3 separate regions of the Mus musculus genome follow, and all the other regions are linked to region 3. Evidence: chromatin loops called from intact Hi-C (ENCODE). Cell type or tissue: heart. All regions are shown on one strand. Links, peaks and the distances in the headings refer to the core of each region. The heading gives the core; the rest is flanking DNA.

What was found. Peaks named below come from ENCODE experiments on the same cell type or tissue, not always from the same donor. Only the 100,000 strongest peaks of a DNase experiment are listed, where the experiment ranks them.
Region 1: a loop joins it to region 3, with 5 times the contacts of the local background. A loop is called at or near these places in 2 of 42 quality-filtered maps.
Region 2: a loop joins it to region 3, with 2.7 times the contacts of the local background. A loop is called at or near these places in 3 of 42 quality-filtered maps.

What each region holds. Positions count from the first base shown.
Region 1 is chr14:24,496,475-24,503,998 of GRCm38, reverse strand. It overlaps Rps24 (ribosomal protein S24), which reads right to left. Exons shown (of 6, transcript NM_011297.3): 6 at 7,039-7,524. Among named protein-coding and RNA genes, the nearest start is that of Rps24, 9.6 kb to the right of the region's middle. In heart, for the core only: a CTCF peak has its summit at 3,313 (motif pointing left); a DNase peak (open chromatin) is centred at 3,258; H3K4me3 peaks cover 434 bases; H3K27ac peaks cover 789 bases.
Region 2 is chr14:25,573,832-25,581,355 of GRCm38, reverse strand. It overlaps Zmiz1 (zinc finger, MIZ-type containing 1), which reads right to left. Exons shown (of 24, transcript NM_001310666.1): 5 at 5,112-5,225. Among named protein-coding and RNA genes, the nearest start is that of 4931406H21Rik, 9.2 kb to the left of the region's middle. In heart, for the core only: no CTCF peak of the experiment used is centred there; a DNase peak (open chromatin) is centred at 3,705; H3K27ac peaks cover 2,063 bases.
Region 3 is chr14:25,642,107-25,649,630 of GRCm38, reverse strand. It overlaps Zmiz1 (zinc finger, MIZ-type containing 1), which reads right to left. Exons shown (of 24, transcript NM_001310666.1): 8 at 5,959-6,073; 9 at 4,758-4,975; 10 at 3,774-3,972; 11 at 2,624-2,896. Among named protein-coding and RNA genes, the nearest start is that of Gm52102, 15 kb to the left of the region's middle. In heart, for the core only: a CTCF peak has its summit at 3,083 (motif pointing left); DNase peaks (open chromatin) are centred at 3,230 and 3,730; H3K27ac peaks cover 469 bases.

The DNA.
Region 1 (7,524 bases), core at 1,899-4,398, 1.1 Mb after region 3:
GCAGACACCTGTGATCCAGCACTAGAAAGGTTAAGGCAGAAAGATCTCAAGTCCAATGCCAGTAAGATTACTGGCTACTGTAAGGATTTGAATGAGAGTGGCCCCATGAACTCACATGTTTAAATGCCTGCTTCCCCAATTAGTGGAACTGTTCGGGAAGGAAGAAGGGGTGTGGCCTTGGAGTAGGTGTGTCATTGGGAGTAGGCTTTGAGGTTTCAAAAGCCCACAGCAGGTTCATTGTCTCTTTCTGCCTGCTGCCTGTGGATAGGGATTTAAAGCTTTCAGTACCATTACTGTCTGTTTCCCCACCATAAACATGGACTAATGCTTAAAACTGTAAGCAAACTCTAATGAAATGCTTTCTTTTATAAGAGTTGCCTGAGTCATGGTGTCTCTTCACAGCAATAGGACAGTTAACTATGTAGTGAGTTCAAAACCAACTTGAATCATACAATGAGATCTTATTTCAAACAAACAAATGAACAAACAAACAAACAAACAAAACAGGGCTGGTAATGTAGCTCACTTGGTAGAGTGCTTGCCTAGCATACATGAAGCCCAAGGTTTGCTCTCCAGCACATAAAACAAGATGATGGTGGGCTATAATCTCAGCACTTGGGAAGTAGAGGCAAGAGGGTTGGTAGTTCAAGGTTGTCTTCAGCTACATATCCAGTTAGAGGCTAGCCTGGATAACAAAAATGCCAAAACCATAATTAACTTATCCCTTCACACTCTGGCAGCTAAAATCAATACTACGGATAACTAACAAGTGTTGGAGAAGATGTAGAGAAACTGGAGCATAAAGCTTGCTCGTGTTCTGGCGTGATTTTTCTCGCACCAATCCCAGAGAAGCCCCCAGCGCTGTTTTTCAGTTCTTCGCTAAATACTTGTCAGTTTTCTAATAAAGGGTTTAATAAAAACCCCTTGTGTTCCAGAGGCCTTTGGTCAAAAAGACCCTAAAACAAGCATCCATTGTTTTCCTTCTGCCACAGCAAAGACTGGCACTGGTCCCTAAGCCATTCTCCTTTGATGGTTTAGGCTAGAGCTGATCTATGTGCAGAAGGTATGACTTCTCCCAGATGTGCTGGGGCTGGGGGAGATGGGGCCTTCAGCTAGTCATCCACAGCCAAGTTCTCCTCAGACCTCTTATGCTGAGCATCTGTCCCTTGTCTAACTCTTAGCCCACTTGTGATTTGCACAGGCCATACCACAGCACCCATATGAGATAATGAAGGAGGGAAACCATTGCTGACACTAGAGAACTGCTGCATCCACCAAGCCTTTGCCCATGAGTGCTATGTGTGCTGCCTACTCAAGGCTGTTTATACCGAGTCAAAGTTACTAGCAGCCAAGACCTCCAGTCTACTGAATCTATGGCATAGGAAGTACCAAGGTTGTGATGTCAAGCCTCACCCTCCCAGGGGCCGCCTCTGTGCTAATGATAGACTGTGTGGGAAGACACAGGACAAGGAGGTAGAGAGAATGGAAAAGGTACCACGGAGCTTCATGAACTCAGTGGCTGGGGTGTAGCTCAGATAAAGCATTCTCTCTTCCTGCTTGCTCCATCCCAGCACCACAAGCAAGTATGTATTGAGGGGATGTCTATGTGTGTGGCGAAGGGGGGGATGTCAATGTTTGTGTATGTATTAATGCACCTGAGCGTCTTCAAATGACACATGCTGTCAGGAGGGGCATGAGCTATGGGTAAAGCAGCCTGAAGCCCAGTCCCCTCCTTACCATTAACAAATTGAGAGACCTCAGCAAGTCACTGATACGCTCCACACTTCTGTGGAGGTACTAGATGAGCCAAAAGAGGCCCTCTGGCCGGGCATGGTGGTGCACGCCTTTAATCCCAGCCCTCGGGAGGCAGAGGCAGGCAGATTTCTGAGTTCGAGGCCAGCCTGGTCTACAGAGTGAGTTTCAGGACAGCCAGAGCTACAGAGAAACCCTGTCTCGAAAAACCAAAAAACAAAACAAAAACAAAAAACAACAACAACAACAAAAGAGGCCCTCTGCTTCTCTGGGAAATCAGGTAGTTATCTGGCTTAACCTGTACCCTCTACTGTGGAGAGTTATGACTCAGTGGTCTTGCTGGTGGGGTGGGCAGTTTCTAACCAAATGCTGTGTATCATCAGACACGGTGGGAGTCAGCAGAAGGCTGGAATCTCCCTTGGTATTGGATACTTCTATAGGCTCATATTGGCCAATGCCAGAGGCTCAATGCCTAACTCGGCATTCAACTTCTTCAGTGCGCAGCCACTATAGACATAAGATACCAGTCCTTTGTATTAAGGAGGGAAATGCTGAAGTCACTGTGAGACAATGTATTTTCTGAAGAAACACGTGCAGCCAAGAGGAGACCATGATGTAAATCTTTCCTTCTTCCAAACACACAGAATAGAAATCTATATAGAGGCAAATCCTGGGTGTCTAAGGACCTGAAAAAAAAAAATCCAATTTGGTAGGTTCCACCTTACTGCCTTGCAAGTCCCTGGAAAGGCTTACTGAAACGTACACCAGAGATGGATGTCATGTCACAGCCCCTGCAGTGTCCTTGCACCACATGCCTTTCAGAGTCTGAGCTGGGCTCTTCCCCGGCCCCCTGGGGCAGGACTTGTATGTTGTTATCTGCATGTGTGTATTTACACTTATTTTTAAAAGCAGAGGATCTATAAGCCTGACGCTTCTTCTGTAGGAGGGGAGGATAGACCAGGAGACAGAAAGGGGGGTTGTCGGCTTCCTCCTTTCTTCCCTAGGGCAGGATTTTTAGACATGGAGAGAAAGAGGGGCTGAGAGCCACCTAATGAAAGCTACTCCCTTCAATCTCCTGGGAAACTGGGGCCCAGAGGTGAAGGAAAACTGCCCCAAACCACAAAATGAAGACTCGAAATTGGCTCCTGTTCCCATCTAAACAAGACAACACTATGACACGGAAGCACGTTGAACGCTGAGCCATAATCGGCTACTGGGGTTCTAGTGCTCTGCCCTCCAAAGGAACTGTAAGCTGCCTGGCTGGGCAGCTACAAAAGGGGAATGTTGTTTGCAGAGGATCTTCAGAGACCTTGCCCCACGGATGGGTAGGCATCGCCATGCACATGTGAACAGCAGCAAGCCCTCCAGGTTCAGTTTCACCACGAGGGCTGAATCCTGTAAACAAGATTACCACCCCGGCAGACCTTCCCGGAAGAAGAAAGGCTGACCCCTCAGCTAATCTGGCAGCAGGCTTTCTTCAGGCTTCCCGAGAGCAGCAGCAGCAGCCGCCGGGACAACAAAGCCGGCGATTCCAAGCCTGAATCCACAGTGCCCCCTCGTGGAAGACAGCCGCAGGGACCACTTTTATTCCACCAAGGAAGGTTCAGTATTATGGCTATCAAAAGCATCCATTGCTGGCCCCCACAGTTGTCTCCTCCCCCAATACCCTTAACTTTACTCCGCGCCAAATGTACCTGCCAGGCTTGCTAAAACCCAGGTAACTGGGCTCCACTCTCACTTTCCAGTAGTTGACTGAGTACGGTCCGGAAATTTGCAGATCTAATAAGTTAGCAATTGGTGCTGTGGCTAGAGTGAATACCCATGACCTTCCTTAGCTACTCTGGCTCATTAGGCTGACTATTTAGCTCCCTGTAAACCTCAACATCTTCATCTGCAAAATGGGCTTATTTGTGCCTCCCTCCTAGACTCAGATCCCAGTATAATCTCAATAAATCTGTTCATGTGTTTATCACATGTATATATTTACACGTGCATGCACATATGGAGGCCAGAAGTAGACCTCAGATCTCCTCTCATCATTTAGGCTTAGGCTGGAAAGCGTCCCAGAAATCTGCCTGTGGCTTTCCTGGCACTAGGGTTACGGGTATCCGCTTCAGCCCAGCTCTTCTGTAGGCGATAGGGATTTAAACTCAAGTCCTCACAAGTGCAAGAACTTTATCCACTAAGCATCTCCCTAGTTTTGTGCCCGGAATGTTTATTAGCAGTAGTTGTAGTATTATCATTCATCCACAAGCTTCTCTTGGACAAGACCTGTCACATCGAGAGACATCGGCAGAAAAGACCTTTGTGAACTTTGAGTCCAAGCCTCAAAGCTGTTAAATTTTCAGATGAATGAATGCTCCCACTCCGAGCTACAAAGTGAACACAGGTGAACAGCTGAGTATTTTTAACAAAGCCTCACTACTCAACCCTGCTCTTGTACCTGCTATAGAGGGAGGGGTGGGAGCCCTCTGTTCCCCAACAGCTCCTGCTGCTGGACGCTGAGGAGCAGGAACCGGGCCGGGCCGTTTCCCAGTACACTGCTCAAATACCCGCTCATCAGCCCTCTCCAGCTGTAATCTTCCCATCGTGCCTGATGAGCAGTCAAACGGCTCAAGTATTCTGTGTGGAAAAACTCAGCGTGTGACAAGGACACTCCACTTACTGTTCAATCTCTAATTCTCCACATTTCTTTTACTCAACCAAAATAATGAATGAGAAAAGTCCTCAGCCTGGCACACGGGGTCTTCCTGGGGTTGTTCCCTGCTGACCTTTGGGGGGGGGGGGGGGCGGCTTGCTCCATCAGGTCTTATCCTCCCACTCCCAGCCTGAAGACTATGGGAGACAGGGCCTCAGGTCTGGCATAGGAGGAAAGTCTGGAGAACGGAGGAACAGCTGTGTAGTGCTTTGGGACTCAAGAATTTGTGCTGTCCACATTGATAACCCAGAGTCAGCCAGCTATCTTTGCTGGTCTGAGGTCTGTTCAGAATGGGATTTCTCCTGTAAAAACAGCAGGAGTTAAGGGCAACTGTCTGAAGCCACCTAAACAAATTCAGGATTTCCATCTTTCCCCTGCCCCACCACAGAACGGCCACTCCCTCACGCACCTGCTTAATCATTTTTCATGGCCTTGAATGTGACTCTGCTCTTGAATTTGAGCCAGATCACATCACTTAACCCCATGACCTCCGGAAACCTTCCAGGATCCACGGCCTTACACCAAGTTTGGCTGTGGACTGCCACAATGTCCCAACCTGCTAGCTACTCCAGGAGCCAGACCACAAGATCCTCTATTGGCTTCTTTCCTCCCCAGGTGCCAGATCAGGGACTGGCAGGGCACAGTTAACTTGGTAAATGGGTAATGTGGTTGGCTAGGCTACCTATATTCAGTATCCCTATGGCAGATGGCACCTCACTGACCAATGTCATGCCCAAAAGAAAGCAGCTTGGTGACTGAACATACAGTACTACCTTGGAGTCACAAAACTGCGTCCTAATCCCACCCTCACATGGTACCTCCCCAACCTAAACTACTGGTTGTCAGACCTCACCAGCATCCTTCCAGGTAAATTGTAGACCACTGTGCCCATAATGTACCACTTATAACCCACCTGCCTCAGCTCCAGGAGTTTGGTATAAGTCTTCTTGGACCAAATTAAAATTCTACTTTGGCAAGGAAGGAAAGCAATGAAAGACAACTGAAAGCTACACACACAGGATACTGGGGCAATCTAAAAGCAGCCCCCAACACCACAACGGAGACACTACACTTGCAGAACCATCTCCAGCCTTTCTTCCCACCCTTGATGGTTTCTACATGGAAGGAAGCTCACACACCACACATCAAGTAGGCACAAGGTCTGGAGTTTTGAGCCTTGTGCTCTCGTTCTCATTAATTTCCAGCTAGTGCTAGGCTGGAGGGGCGGTGCATGGGCCTTTTCTGTAGTAAGATCACTTAGTAAGTCACCCTCATGTCAATTGTAATGAGACACGATCAACTTAGATCAACTTTGCATTCTTATAAAGGCTTGCCCAAAGCAGAGCGCGTTATCATAGTTATCAGGGCTGTGCTACAGCTCCCAACACTCCCAAGCTCAGTAGCACAATTGCACACAAACTAGTTCCCCTCAGCCTCACAGTTCTGCCATCCTGAGCCTCAAAATAACTTGATTCAGAATGTCTGAACAGGTACCCTTCAAAGCCCTCGATCTGACATGAACCCAAACATCCAGAGGAATTCAAAGTAGCAGAGGGGACAGACTGATGAGAGTGCTAACTGGCTAGGCAGAGGCTGGTTGCCCACTCAGGCTGCCTACAACCATCACATAGGAAGGTGGACCACAGTGGCTTCAGCTATTTCAAAAATACCCTCTATCAAGGAACACTTACAGGTAGGTAGCCAGTGTGACTTGTTTCTCTGGAGAGCCTGGCCCATGCCTGGAGCTCAGGAAGCATGCCTGTACAACTGTCCCTGCCCACACCAGCCACAGAAAAGGCCCATGCACTTCCTTGCCCCAGCTAGTTATCATCTTTGACACCTGACTTTTAAGAAAACTGGTTTGTCTGGGCACAGGCCTTTAAATCTTACCACTCAGGAGGTAAATCTCTATGCTGCACTCCTTTCAACAGACCAGCTATGTAACTTCCTGCCAACAGCAGTCTCTCCTGTACCCACAGGTTGCTCCTCTGCTCCCATACTCTAACTAAGCAACCGACTCCTGCTCCAGGCTTCCTTGACTTTTTCCAGACAGGGTTCTGTGTAGCCCTAGGTATCCTGGAACCAGACTAGCCTGAGACCTGCTTTGACTCCTGTGCTAGCCTCTGCTGTTTAGTTACCTCATCCTACTCCATATAACCCTAGCCTTCAGCCCGTGACCCATTCTACTCATTTGATTCCAGCAAGGGAACTGATTCCCTAAAACAGCTTTACACCCAAGTCTGCAGCTACAATAGTCACATCTTTGCTCCCCACGTTGATGCCCCATTTTACAATGCTGTCCAAATCTCACTTGTCCATTGCTTCAAGATGTCTCATTACAATTGACATAAGGGTGGGAGGGGCTCAGTGATTAAGAGCACCCCCACGGCACCTCACAACCATTTCTAACTCCAGTCCAGAGGATCCAACACTCAGACACACATGAAACCAAAACACCAATGCACATAAAATATCTACCTGCCTGAAACTAGAACTACAAATGATAGCCAGCCACAAGGCACTGAAAACTTGAAACCAGGCCATCTTCAAAAGCAAACAAACCACTTCTCTCTCCAGTCCCAAGATGTCCCTAGTTTTCCATTCAATGTTTATTGCATTTACAAGTCTGATTACCACATGGACCCATACAAATTGATAAAATACAGCCTTTATAGAGAAAAACTCACCTAAGATCCACATAGGCTAAGCTTCACTCTCAGCACAAAAGCAAATTTAGCCCAACCGAATATCTGACTTGATCAACTCAGTTCAGGCTCTTGACTCTGATCCCTCCCAATATCAGGCAAAGCAAAGTATCTGTTGCTGGACTGGTGACTATGGGCCACTGCCAGAACACTTGCTGCCAAGCCTGGAGTCCTAGCCCAAGACAGACTCAATTTCCACTGGGATAAGATCTGGTAAGCTGTCTCAGGCAGATTTAGCTTCAACTAAGGCCAAAAGCCAGATGTGGGGAACAAGGGAGACTCACCTCTAACCTCTGTACTGAGGAAGGCAGATCTCTGTTCAGGCCAGCCTAGTCTACATGAGTTCCAGACCAGCTAGAGCTAGAGATC
Region 2 (7,524 bases), core at 2,667-5,166, 69 kb after region 3:
TCGCTAGAGTGGCTCCAGCTAGGTGCTTGCATCACCCCATAGCTGCTCACCTTACCTGAGTCCTAGCCCCAGGATGCTTCTCTTCCCTCAGCCTCCTGCCACTATGTCTGGGCTTCTGTTCCTACCTCAGCAGGTACTCACTACCTCTGCTGCTCCCAGGCACCAGCATATTTTAGGGTATCTCCTGGAGATGTCCTGCATCCCCTACTCTCCTGCATCAACAGCCATACCCTGAGAAGCAGAGACTTGGGATTTGCTGCTCTTCCAGTAGTTTACAGGCAGAGTTGCCTATAGAATGGCAAAGGCCCCTGGACCAGGTGGACACTCAGTTCTGTAGATTATCACACCTCAGCCTAGAAACGCAGAACCCTGTACTCTGGAGCTCAGCCGGGGGTCTGACTTGGCACTAAGTCCTTAGAGTAAGCCCCTAAATCTTACTCATCTGGAGACATAGGTGCCTTGTTGGGGTACTGTGTGGAACTGGGGTGCCCCAAGGACCAAAGAGAGGCCCGGGAGGCTCCTGCATCTGATTCTGTCCCAAGAAGACCTATCCCTGGGTGACCAGGTCTGTACTCCCATCTCATTAACAATGGCCAGACAATGCTTCCTTGTTAAGGAGGGAGGAGCTTAGAAAATGCACTCACCCAGGAGAGCCACTGGGGAAGCCAAGGCTGAGTGGGAGGCTGCTCCCTTCCAGCTGCTGAGGAAGGGAGGCTGAACCCTCAGGCCTCTGGGCTCTGCCCTACTTGGATGCTGTTGAGGGGCCTCAGGCTGCAGAGGGTTTAGCCTGGCATCCAGGGCCATCACAATAGCATCCCACTTAGGGTGGGGGAGGGCTCACCACAAGGGTTCTATGACTGAAAGGGAAAATCCTTTCAACCAAGCCTGTGAGGCCAGCTCTCCTTTTCCTCTCCTTGCATCCCGTTCTCTCTCTCTTTGGAAGGGTACCACTGTGCAGCCCAGTCTGGCTTCCCAACTTGTGATCCTCTCGAGTGCTGAGACTGCAGATGTACCACCATGCCTGGCTCCATCTCCTGTTTTTAACTGAAGGGACACAGAAGGTCAGGAGTGTAACAGAATGAGGGAGGAGCGAGCAGAGTGTCCTTTCCCAGTACCTGCCAGACCAGAGCTCTAGACCCCTGTCCTGGAAAACCCCTGCAGGCCCAAAGCCAGCTGGGATGGGAGGAAGCAGCTAATCTCACTTGGGGATGTTTTCTCGGTTTCAGATGCAAAGAGAATCCTTCCATGCTCCCCAGACTCTTTCCCATGGGCTCCCTGGCTCTGTTTGCTCTCAAGTCTTTAGCCCAGTAGAATGGAGCTTCCTTACCGTCTGCCTCAGCCTTGATCCCTAATAGGATCTGGCCTGTGGAGGTTTCCAAGTTTCTAGTCAGGGACTCAGGGGAGTGGAGAAGGTTCTGGACTTTCTGAGCTGCAGCTTAGATGCTGCCTTCGGTGTTTTCCGTTTCGAAGCACCCGGGAGCTCAGCCATGGGGTCACTGTGTCTGACTGGTGCAATGCTAAGGGTTATGCCGGGAACACTTGTCAGTCATTCCCAGGGGACAAGAGTGCAGTATGTGTCTCTAACCAAGGGTTAAAGCCATAGCTCTCCACCTCTAGGGAGGCCTTGGGTCAGGGAAGCAAGGCAAAGGTTTTGTGCCTGGTCTGATACTGGCCAGTCTTGCTGCTCTGGTTTAGAAAACCGATTCTAGCTGAGTTGAGCAAGAGAGGCCCGGGGTCAGCAATAGAGGGAGCATAAGGACTTCAGGCCCAAGAAACAGTAGGTCTGCTGTGGCCAAGTCTGGCATGCTTTGGGCACAAGTTGTCTTTTGTTGCTTAAAGAAAGGGGCTTTGCTCAAGATCATATAGCAAAGATATGACAGAGCAAGCAAGCCAGAGCATGTGACACTACACAGCCTCACGTGCTGCCCAGCCCTTGGCTGAGTCTGAGCCCCCATGAAGGTCTCATAAGGTATGGTCCTTTTGGCCATTGGTAAGGTATATTGGTAAAATGAGCAGATTATATCTCAGACAGGCCTGTTGTATCCCAGGGTCCTGTAGTTGGCCTAAACTGGATACATGCTAGAAACCAGCTCATCTAAGGCCGTCCTTCTAGGCCTGGCTGGCAGGAACCTAGACGTTAAGAGGGGCGGCTGGCAGGGTGTTTAGTTTCAATACTTCAGAAGGTGAAACTATTGTCCCAGAGACAAGACTTGCTTACAGTATTACAGGGTGCTGCAGCAGCTGCTGTGTCTCTGAAGTTAGGGATGAATCTGGGGTGTGCATGTGCCCCTCACAGTCATCTCAAGTGACTACCTACTCCCTGGGCCTCAGTTCCTTCACCTGTGAAATGGGGACAAATGTTCTTATGACTAGTAGATTGGAGTGAGTCCAGACAGGCCTCCAAGGGTTGATTGAGGTGGCCAGTGGCCTAGAGACTCATATTTGAGTTGACTCTGGGCAGCTTAGAAGTTGGTGGCAAAACAAACAGACAAACACAAACCAAACCAAACAAAAAAAACCCTAAAAATCAAAACCAAACCAACAACAACAAAACCCTCCACATCCATTTGTTCTTTGCAGCTGAGTGATTTTTAATTTATATCCTCAAAATAAGCCGATCTGGAGGAATTTAGAACTAGCTACCAGAGGTCACCGAGGGAACTGTGTCAACCTGCAGGCTTAGCTACCCAAGGCTAGCGAGGGACCCAAGCCTGCAGTGTGTGTGTGTGTGTGTGTGTGTGTGTGTGTGTGTGTGTGTGCATGTGTGTGCTGGGGAGGGCTTAGCCTCTCTGCCCTGCAGTCGTCTCTTCCTGCAGGAAACACTGAGGTAAAGATAGTAACTTCCTACCCTGCCTACCTGGAAGGTTCTTCTCTAGATACCGTGAAGATAGAACCCTGAAAAACAGATTGGATGCCAAGGTCAACTTCTGTGACCTTCCCCTCTCCAATTCCCTCCTGCAGCAGGCTCTCCTGGGCTCACAGGCCTGCGCAGCTGCGACAGTTTGTGGGGGTGGCAGAGGGGCTTTCAAAGGCTCCCTTTGGTTGTGAGGTAGGCTGGAGGGCAGGGGTGAGCACTGCTTCATCACGGGGAGGTGGTGAAGAGCTCCAGGGAAGGGACACAGAACCTCTGTCCACAGTGTCCTCTGCCTGGAAAGACACATCTCTACTCAGGAACGTCTCCAGGGGCCCTCCTGCGGGGTCCTTTCTGCAGGAAGCCTGGGTTGCTGCTTACACTCAGGATAGACCCCCCCCCACACACACACATAACCCAACACATACACAAAGCCCTGCACTGCTGTTCACTTGCAGGACAGAGTCCCACAACTACTTTGCACTTGGACACAACTCTCAGTCTCCCGCTTCTTTGCTACCAGAGCCTGTCCCTTCCAGCTGACACCTTGGCTCTGTTCTCCTAACAAGGCCTTCTGAGTTCCTATTGTGTTTCATGGCTACTGTGGTGGCCCACAGCAGGGAGTAGGTAAATGTCTGCTGAACGACTAAGTGAACGACAAGCAAGACAGGACTAGCCTCTGGTCCATCCACGGTGGCCAGGGCCAGTGTCCCCCTTGAGTGCATGATGTAGGCAGGGCCAAGCCTGGGGCAGTATGCTGGAGTAGCATATTAGTTTGTTTAGCAACATCCTGTGCATGGCCCCAGCCCCTCTTCCCACTACAGTTACAGGAAACTGGGGTGGGAACTGTGGCCTAGGCAACATCTGGCCCTCTCCATGGGGCTTAGGCTGGGCCCAGATCCTGCAAAGAGGATTAGACAGCTGGGCGGAGAGGGGAGCTTGGGGACTGAAGGATAAGGAAGACAGGGCCACGCAGGTGGCTTGAGTGAGACAGATGGGGCCAGCTTCTAATAGACTAACCCTGGGAGGCTCTGTGCCATGTTTTAGATGGACTGGAACACCCCCTTTAGGTTCACATGGGCCTCAGCTAGAGACCAAGATGCTTTTAAGACTGGGTGGCATGGCAGTCAGTTCTGAGTCTTTGTGTCTTCCTCTGTAAAATAGAAAGCTTGAAAGACAGGTGGATTCTGGGAGGAGGCACATGCCACAAGCATTTCAGCCTTTCTCAGAACAAGATAGCCTAATGTGGTCATCATGTCTCCTCTTCTAAACCAGAGCTAAGCTCGGTTCTTTGTCCCTCTCCTGTCTGGAGCACCTTAGGAGACAACATTCCTGCCTGGCCCTGCATCTCTAGCCTACATTCCACACTCAGGACACGCAGGCTCCACACAGTGTGATTCACACTCCCTTCTAAGCCCACTACAGGTCTTCTGAGGAACTGTCCTAATGCAGGCCACATGGCTGGGGGACATTTAAAAGCTACAGAAGACTCCCAGGTTCTTTCTAGCCTCAAGTTCGGGCAGGTTCAATATCCTGTCTAGTCTGGACCCAGTTCTCTGGACACCAGGGGCCTTTGCACACGCTGCTTTGTGGCCCAGGGACACTCTGGCTGTGCTCAGCAACCTGGTAAGTTGTGTCATATGTAGGCGTGGTTTTACATGACTAGCCCCACCTCCCAGCTGGCAAAGAGCCACACCCCACTCCTGTCACCTGTACTGTTATTCTCAGACATTCCTCCACATTGCTGCTCCTTACTAAGAAATCAAGCTTAAGAAAGTTTTTTTTTTTTTTTTTTTTTTTTTTATCTTGGGGGTATCCAGGACTTGGCAGAGGGGACCACAAGTGATAAATGAGGGATCAATCAAGGTCTATTTGTCCAGACGGATGAATGTCACAGGGGCTCTATACCTGCTCTTGAGTGGACAGACAGACAACCAGAGCGAAGCTCAATAAATGCTCAGCCGATAAAGGAATAAATGGCCTTGGGAAAAGAAGGCTGAGTCCTCCGAGCTCCCCTGCCTCTGAGGGAGCACTGGTCCCCACTGTGTGCTTCTCATCAAGTGTGAGGAAGCCACACATCCCATAAAGACGGTCTCCATATCAGACCTGGCAGTGGGGTTGTGTGCCCCTGCAGGGCCAGCTTGCAGCACGGGCAGCTGTTCCCCCAGCATTTGGGGCCCACAGAAAGGTATGTGGGCAGGACTTCTGACCCCAGGGCCATGCTTCCCAGTGTGCTATGAAGGGGAAGTTGAAGACTCACCGTCAGGCAGCCCATGAGGCTCTGCTCAAAGGGCCTCTGGAAGGCTCGAGGGTCTCCACACCAATCCAGCAGCTCTGTAGCAGCATTGTGGAAGTTGGCGGGGTTCTGTAAGTGCTGTGGAGAAAAAAAGAGAAAGACTTGAGGCTGCAAGAAGAGGTCAGGGAACAGAGGAGCACAGGACTAGCCAGGAAGGAGACACACAGAAAGAAGGGGCAGAAGGCTGGTGGGATTCTCCAGCTTTCTCAAACACCCTCTATGCAAAGCCTGGCCCATGGCAGCAGATGAGACCAGCGGACCTATTTCCGGGATGAGAATCAGGGCTAGTAAAGGCCAGAGCCATCAGACATCCAGGTGCTCTGTGGATGCAGGTGGCTGGGGAGGGGTCCCAGGGGGATTTTAGAAGGTGGTACCCGTCTCTATACTTGCGGCCAGCAGGCTGTGGCGGTGTCTTCCTAACAACCCACCCCCTCACCCTCTACTCCAGCTCTGGTCCTCCCTGTGTGTGTCTGAGGAGGAGGACACCCTGGGAAGGGAGACGTGGTCTACATGCTGTCTATAGGATGGTGTGTGTGGCTTAGTGTTCTTAGCTTCAAAGGCCAGCTCCTCAGGTCTTGATCTGAGCCCTTTTGGAGCCTCTTCCTCATGCCTCACACATAGGAAAGTCAGAATCCTGGGGCTTTCAGAGATACTTGAGGCCCCAGGCTGCCAGCATGGAGGAGTTGACGAGATCTCACTTCATCCTTTATATGGACCCTCAGCTTCCTGGGTCCTTGTCATTTGGCACTGGGACCAGGAGAGAGAAGACCAGGGCTGTGGGGCAAGTTAGAGCCACAGCTGCGATTTGACCTAGTGGTAGGTATGAGCCCAGAGGTTATCATGTAGAAACCAGATTCATGCATACAGGATGCTAGCAGCTCCAGGCCCCTTGGTATTGGTAGGATAGCAGGATCTCACTGGCCTAGATGGGCCCTGTAACTCCTCTGTGGCATGAGTCAATTCACAGCCAGGGCAGAGTGGGTCTTGGGGTTGGCGCCCCAGAATGAGGCTGTGGGAGCCCTTCTGGGGTTAGGGTTCTGGGGTCACTCACTCTGCCTGTGCCCCTTATTAATCTAGGATGGTCCTTTCACCTCTCCCATCCTCAGTCACCCATCTGTAAGATGGGGTTGGGAGACTCCCATGTGGTCATGGGAATTTTGGTTCCTTGTGCTTATCAGAGTATGGTTCGTGCATGGAAACGCTTGCAGCGAGAAGCAAGTGAGCTCAAAAAAAAAACCCCCTCTCCACGAAGAAGAGACAGAGGGAGAAAAAAGGGCAAGCGAGCAGTAACAGCCTGTGTCATGGGGGTCAGATGACAATTAAACAAGACCAGCTGGGCTTGTGTGGTCCAGGCACAGCACCTGGCAGGTAGCATGGTTCCACCGGCAGCTGCCCTGGGCTCAGGGTTAGGGTTAGGTCTCAGCCTTTCAGAGGCTCCCCACCTCCTCTGCAGGAGCCCAGCAGCTCTCCCGCTTGGCTCTCTAAAGCTGCAGCTCCTTGATCACCAAGCCAGGGAGGGGCCGCTGCATACATAGCCACGCCCTTGGGGAGGATGGCTGCTTGGCTTCTGCTTCTGGTGTTCACTTCTAAATCTGCCTTTCAGAGGCCCCAGGGAGCACTGGGGCTCTGATGGAGCGTTGCAGCTCAACTCAGCAGCTCCTTCTGGCTTGCGCTCCCCTGACAACCAGGTGTTTCATTTATTTATGTGATGCCACGACCAATCAGCACGGCCAGCAAGCCGCACATGCACCTACTCTCAGGTGACCATAGCAATGCTCTTTGGAGACCTGAGCTCCTGAGTGGCCTCTGAGGCTGATCCCCCAAGCCTGCTCTTGTTCGGGCTGATTTGCGCAAAAGCTGTCTGCATCTTGCCAGCCTCCTCTCCGTTCACAGCTGGTTCATTATGGGATGCATCTCACAGAGGAGGTAAACAGTAGCGTCCTCTTAATGCTGTTGCCTGGATCTCTGTGGCCTCAGCTGAGGCCCTTCTCTCTGCACTCATCGCTGGTCTCAGCCTCATTAGGGCTTAAGCACATAGAGACCGTGTTTTGATGACACACAAAGTGCACACCTGGCCCAAACCCCACCTCAGCCATGGAGTCACGCAGCCCTAAGGACATTACTGAACCTCAGAGCTCTCATCTGTGAAATGGAAGTGGAGATGGGGTAAGGGGAATGTGTAGGGCTGTGGCCAAGTGTAGAAGTGTGGGAGAAGCCTGTTACTGAGCGGGGACACATGGAGCTGCTGGCAACTGGTGCTTCCCATGCTGGGCCTCACTTTTCATATGAATCTCTAAACTCTAGAGTCTAGAAGATAGAAACAACTTCCTAGGCACACCTGGCCTCTAGACTGGCACAGGTTCAAGTCTGAAAGGAG
Region 3 (7,524 bases), core at 2,053-4,552:
ATGTGATGTACTCAGATACCAGGTCTGGGGCCCAGCTTTTTTTTTTTTTTTTTTTTAAAAGATTGATTTTATGGCCCATATATATTATCTGTATGTGCACTGTGTGCATGCCTAGTGCCTGTGAAGGTCAGAAGAATGTATCAGAATCCTGGAATCAAGAGTTATGGATGATTATGAGCCATCATATGGATCCTGGGAACTGATCCTGGCTCCTCTGCAAGAGCAATAACCACCGAGCCACCTCTCCAGCTCCCCAACTTCTCTTCTTAGCTCTATGGTCTCCTGCACACAAGACGCCCTCTCTACCTGTCATAGGGAGAGAATGAGCCAGAGAATATTAAAAGCCTCCACTTGCTTTGACATCCAGGGACACTACATGCTGCAGGTCCAGGCCATATGCCACCACTCCATAAAACTGTTTTTTTGGAACCCAACGGATGCTCAGAGCTTCTCAGCTGTGTCTTTGAGGGGTTCAATCTTAAAGTACTCCTTTGTTTCTCCCAGTGTTTGTGTGTGCACCCCGATATGTCAGGGAGATGCAGGTCACAGAATTTGTTACCAAGAGCTGACAAGCCATGCAGTGAGGCTGATCTGGATAGCACTGTCCCTACATCCTATACAGAGCAAACATCTATCTAGTGCTCCATTCTTAGCAGCGTCAACTATACAGCTGTGGGAGAACTAGCCAATGAGGAGTGGGGAGCACGAGAGCCCCTCCTAGAGAAGTCACTGAGGAAGGAGACAGTGCCACCTCCTTCCATCTTCCCTAGCTGGAACAGTGGATGATCTAGGGCTTCCTGTCACCTAGGTACCCAGAACATGGTGTCCCAGAGTCAATGGTTCTTTGATGTCTATTCAAGAATATTCCCTGTCAGAGAGTCTCATCCTCTAGGCTTAAATCTAGTTGGTGAGAGTGCGCCAAGTGCCTGAGAGTGCTCATCAGAGTGGACTGTGCTCAGGAACTTTCAATGACTGTACGGTGGGGGGACATCTGCTACTCTGGGCCACAGCGAGTTCTCACGGTGGTGTGAAGTGGCTGGTACCTGCATGTTCACCAGGCTACAGGAGTGTGGTAGGGGACCAGACAACATGATTGAAGCCTGAATTAAGGATGTACCTTTTTTGTTGTTTTGTTTTGTTGACACAAGATTTCTCTGTGTAGCTCTGGTTATCTCAGAACTTGCTCGGTAGACCAGGCTAGCCTAGAACTCATAGATCTGTTTGCCTCTGCCTCCCAAGTACTGAGATTAAAGGCATATACCACCAATGCCTGGCTAGGTTGTACCACTTCTAACATAGGATGAACATACTGCCATGAGGTAGAAGCCAGAGCTCCCAGCATCTTATAACCTGGACCAGCTGGGAAGCAGCAATGCTCTGGGGAGAACTCCTTTAGTAAAAGCAGAGGGCTTGGCTTCAATGTAGGGCTTTCAATATGCAATTCTTCTGCGGCCTCATCTCAGGTGAGCAGCCTGAAGCTCAGACATGCATGCCCAGTGCAGCCAACTATCTCTCAGGAGGTTGAGGGTAGAGGGTGTTTAGTGACTGTGTTCTGGGAGTGAAGCCATCAGCTTAAGGCCCCAAACCAAGGACAGGCAGGGCTGGGAGGAGCCTAAAGGCCTTTGAGTTTCTCTCCCTAGTGCCCACTAGGTCGAGGCTCAGGTCTTGAGTTGGCCTCCTGGGTGTACAGGAAGCCTAATCACTATAGCCTATTCCTGAGTCTCAGGCTTAGGGCACCTATACCAATTATGACATCATCCAACCTCTGTGAGAGTGGCGGCTGAAGGGACCTGTGGGGACAGAGAGCTTATGCTTTCGTGGGATAGAAATCTGCTTCAGCTCAAGTTGAAGGCCACAGTCTTGACCAGCCAGAAGGACATGATCTGAGAAGATGAAGAGCTGAGGTGCCATGCCCAGGAAGGGGCATCATGGTGTGCCAAAGACAAACTTCACTGGAGCGAGGGGGGCGCATCAGCTGGGCACGGATCTTGGTCTCAGTTGTATTCTGAGTGTCACTGAGACCTGGTGACTTCCCTTTTCCCCTGACCTTCCACGGTGCTTGGGACCGTCTGCTGGGATGGTTTCCTCTGGCACCTCTGCTAGGAGACCCCAGAGAAGGCACTATCCCCAGGAGAGCAATATGATGGAAGTAAGCCCTAGGGATACTGTGTGCCATCCGATGGCCTCCCTGACACACAGCCTGTACTAGTGTACTAGTGGCAGCCCTCACTCTCTAGGTGGCTCCCTGCACTGAGGTCCTCATCCAGGGTCATCCATTAGTATCTGAGTATGGACAGGGTTAAGTGGTCTCCATGGTTTCTGCTTCTACACTTGCCTGCTCTAGGCAGGGTATTTTACAATGTCACGGCCCCCTGTCCTCTGGGCATTCTAAGGGCCAGTGTGGATTGTGAATACCATTGATTTAAAGTCATACACACTCAGGTGTAGTGACTTGTTTGGTGTTTTCCACAACAGAGATGATATTAGTCAGGGGCTAAGCCTCCAAAGCCCTTTAGTTCAAGTTCTCTAAGTGGCCTAACTGTGCCTTTTCCAAGGTCCCTGGGTCCATGGTCCCTCTGTCAATGTTCCTTCTCCTCCCATCCCCCATCATAGTCACACTTACCTCTCCCGGGTATGGCCTCTTTATGCTCTGAATAGGAAGGGACTGGGGCCGGGGGCCTGGGTAGGTCTGCTGGGGCATCCTTTGCCCGTGTGTGCCAAAGGGGCTGATGCCGGGTGGTCGGGGCTGGTTCATGCCCATGGGAGGGCCGCTCATGCCCGAGGGTGTCATGCCAGCTGCCATGCCGGCAGGGTTCAGGCTGCCCCCCATGGAGGCAGGCCCCCGAGGCCCGGGTTGGTTCATGAATTGGCTGTTATACGCCTGGGTGGGACCCATCTGGAAAGAGGAACACACCTTCAATGGGAGAAGAAGAAAAAAAAAAGAATAAAATGCCACATGCATTGAAAGTGCAGGGAAGGAAGGTAGGGGGCTAAAGGGGGAGCAGCACTTTCCCACAGGGCTGCAGTTAAGAGCCAGGAGCTCTTAAAGGACCCAGTCCTCCAGGGCTCACTACTGCCCTCTGCAGGTCTCATGGGAAAATGCAGCTGGTGGGTTTGGGTAGGGCAGGGAGCAGTCACTCCAAGGCACAGGCAGCATTCCCAGGGAGGCAGGCAGGGGACATGGAAGTGGGTAGGGATGGGAGGGACACAGGGAGGACACAGGAAGAGGAGGCGGATGAGGATGGAGGCTGAAGCCCTTTCCTGAAAGCCCTGGCCTTGCCCTTGGTCAGTAGCCAATGGAGACACACCCTCCATACACTAAGTGTGATTTACCCAGCCCACTTCCTCCTGCTCACCCTGCACCCTTCCTTCATGTTTCTGCCTTGCAGGGTTATGGGGTTCCCCTTTTCACACCCCACCCCATCCTTTTGAAGGTCAGAGGATCTACGATGAGGCCTGGGTAAAATCCACAGATGGGACAATAGTGGCCTCAGAGGTGATTAGGGACAAGCTAGTCACAAAGCCATTTTAGGCACACAACCTACTGTCTGATAAGCAGGAACTCCGAAACCAATAGGGTACCTCTTCCCCCATATGCACTGGGAGCTACCAGCCCAGAGAGCATAGCATACCCCCAAACCCCACCACACCCAACCATTTTACCATACCCACACACAACACTCTTTTAAGGGGCTTCCAAGGATACCCGTGGCATTAACGCTCAAGATTTCCCCAGCCTGGGTGAGGCCAGGCCAGCGGGCAGGAACCCTTACCGGTCCATACTGGTTTATATCCTTGTTCTGTGTCTCTTGCAAGGCTGCCACTGTAGCTGTGGCTGTGGCTGTGGCTGTGGCAGCGGCGGCTGCTACTGCAGCTGCTGCAGCAGCGGCCGCTGGCTGGGTGAAGTCAGCAGGAGGCCGAGTATGTGGAGGGATGCCCATGCCTGCTGGGGCACTAGGACCCCCAGGGTAACTGTGGAGGAGAAGCAGGGAGCAGTCAGAGAGAACTCATTAGCTGACTCTGGGATGTACCCAGTACCAGGAGGAAGGCTACAGGATTATACGCATGAATTCCAGACACCTAGCTTGTGGGTGTGAGGCCCAGCAGCGGACCTGGGACTTCTGAGATTGGTGGCTATTCTTGCTACTAGTGATGACAAGGCCACTCCTTTTTGAATCTTTGCTGGGGCTAGGACATTTCCATAGCTTCTCTGCTTTTCCTTGGTCACCACAGACTACCTTCTAAGCAAACATTGACCTGAGAATTGTATGGTGCTGTGTGCTGTAGATGTGGATTGAGGTGTGTGAGACTCCTGTTTTGAACTGCGAGGCTAGAAACCCAGCAACTTTGCCTCGAGAGCTAGGCGGAGTGTGCTCAAGGTGGCTTGGGCTGCTTCTGTCCCTTCTTCACTGTGATCTGAGGTTGGGGACTCTAGCCTCCATTTCTTCTTCATTCAGGTCAGTGAGCTTTCTAAGGAGTTTTGGACAGATGGAGCTCACTGCCACTGCTCTCCAATCCTGCCTGCTCACCCCACTGTCTTAGCATAAAGGTACATGGCTGAGAAGGAACTGAGGAAGTATCCCCTCTACCCCTGGGAGGTTGATGCCAATCTGCTAAGACACATGGCAGAACTGTCCTCATATCCTAGACCAGGCTATGTGGAACTGGCATTCAAATAAGAGTCCTTCCTGGATGTAGGTAGGAAGGCAGGGCTAACACGCTGCCGTAGAAGGGCACCATCCAGGTTGGTCACTCACCTGGCCCCAAAGCCCCCGCTACCAGGGTAGCCAGGTCGGCCGTACATGTTGGGCTGGATATAGGGCTGTGCAGGGCCAGCTTTGGTGGAGAACTGTTGCTGTTGCCCTGCGAACTGTGGGGAGTTGATGCCGGGGTTGCTGGTGCTCATGCCTGATGCCATGGGGTTGCCACCTGGATTCATAGGGTTGTTGGCATTGGCCATAGGGTTCCCGAGGACCTGCAAACAGAGAGAAAGAGAGAGAGAGAGGGGGGGGGGGAGAGAGAGAGAGAGAGACTGTCATTAAGGTCGGTACCTGAGGCAGCGTGGAGAAAGAGAAGACAAAGACTGAAACATGGCAGGGAAGACACAGCAGAGGAGCATGGGAGTGGCTTGAAGAGTCCCCAGAACACGTAAGGGATCAAAGGGAGTGGGCTGAGAATGTCAGCCAGGAAGGAGTGAGGCCAAGGCTCACAAAGCCAGCCCAAGTGGTCCCCATGGCTGCAGAGATAGATCTGAGGCAAGCGAAGTCTTTGGCAAACATTAGCCTACTCGGTCCCAACTCTACAATAGGGCTTGGTGGACGCCCTGGGCTGCTGCTCTAAAAAAGACACCTCTGTGTCTTTGGCCCAGATGTTGTCTGTGGATGAAGACCCAGGGAAGCATGACAGCTCCCCCCCAGGATGGCCTGGCCTAGGTCCGGCAGAGGGGGGCCCTCTGTTAGGAAGGAGGTGAGGAGAGAGAAAAGAAGAGGAAACAAGAATAGCATGTCTGGGAAGACAGCTGGGCTTGTCAGGCTAAGGCACCCTTTACTGAGAGGTGACATCTTAGGAAAACCTAATCCAGACCATTCAGGGCCAAAGGTTTCCAGCTTAGAACCCTGAGGTCAGTAACGCCCAGTAACGCTCTTGTTTGCACAACTGGAGGGAACAAGGTCTCAGAACAGTACTCATGGCCTTGTCACATAAACACCCTTCCTCTTCTATCCCAGAAGGCCCTACAATGGGGGATGATCCTCAGGGACCCAGCTGTGTCCCTACTGAGACAGCTGTGTACCCTTTCCGGAGTGATGCTGTCTGCAGCTGGATATGTCCTGAGACTGTCTTCAGTGAGGAGAGTGTCACGGCACGGTTCTCTGGAGAACCCCCCTCCCCACTCTTGGGAGGAATAAGAGACACTTGTGCCTAGGAGGGACCATGGTAGAGGATGGGACAAGTTCTTACCTGACTCTGGGATGTGTTGGTCACTCCCCACACCGTGGTGACCACGGAGAGGGAGCCGGGAGGCTGATTGGTGTTCTGCTGCCAAGGGACAGAGTCATAAGGAAATGACCCATCACTGCAAAGAGAGAAGAGGTCTTTAGAGCTAGGGCAAGGCAGGTGGCAGTGTCTTCACTTCACTATCCCAGCCGACCTTTGCCCCAGTGAGCTCTGGGGCTCCAGGCTCATGACAGCACTTGTATAATGGAAATGGGCCAGGCAGATGTGACCCTCTCCCAACAATGCAGGGGCTACCCCTGTGTTAGCTGTGTAAGCTGGGTGGGTCTACAGTCCAGCAGCTATGCAGTGAAGAAGCCAGCTAGTGCGATCGAAAGCTCACTCTAAGTCCCTTCTTCAAGTATACCGATTTCCCATGACCCCCTATAGAAACAGTCAGGACCTCGGCATTGTCTTCACTGGGGACAGCCTGGTTCCAACTTTAATGAGGCTGGAAGGGCCTTGGTGGAATCTTGCTTCTGTCCTTGTTCTCAGCACCTCATGACAAACTAGCTGCTGAACTGAGTCCCACTGACCTGGACTTCGGAATTCAGGCTTGGGTCACCCTTCCTCTGGGCCCAGGACCAGGCCTGCCCAGGTGCCCCGCCCCACCTCCCAGTCCTGTGCACATCCCTGCCTGGCTGAAACCTTCCCTTCCCTACAAGTGAGCATCATCAGGCTCCAGGGTTTACTGGGTAAAGTCCAGATGCACTCCAGACAGAACGATCTATCCCACTGGCTCGTCCCTGAGCCTTCACCAAGCCTCCTCACTCCAGCCCTGCAGTGGGTTGCTGATACAGGGAGCTCTTCCCAAGGAGCCCTCAGGGATCTATCTACCTCCTCTACTCAGTAAGTCTCAGGCTTACAGAGAACACTCAGAAAGGCCTTCTAGCCAGCCAGGGTGATGTGGGAGGAGCACAAGGGGTCCAGAGTGATGGACAGCATTGAGACTTGCCAGGGTCCCTAGGCCCACTCTAGATCACCCTTACTTCCTCAGTGAGAGCCGTAAAACACTGTACCTGTGCCCCAGAGCAGCAGAAAATCTCGTGTGGCACCCTCTTCCCTGGGTCTGCCTCCACTGGTCTGTGCTGACTTGCTTCCTGTTTCTCTGGAAAGTCGCCTCTTTGGAAAGCCTTCCCACCTCTCGGAATATAAAGGAGCAACCCACCCTGTTCTTTACGTATTTTTCATGACACTTATCACACATTTGATTATTATCTTCCTAGCCTCTACTCCAGAACCTGGAGTGAGAGGAATCCAGCAGTTTTATGGGACAGAGTGGATTAAAGGCCAGGGGACAAACAAGCTAGCCAGGAGCCAGGCCCTGAACTGGCCCCGAGAGTGGAGAAGCACTCCTGAGCAAGCCCTGTATTTTCTAAGCTGGGGTGACTGAACACTGTGGCCTGCGCTCTCATTGTTCATGGTGGTCAGAGAGTAACCTACTATCTTAAGCTGTTCTGGCCCCTGCTGCCTGGTCAGGTATCCGCCGACCTGGAAATTAGTCCTGAACCCATCCCTCACTAGCTGACCCTG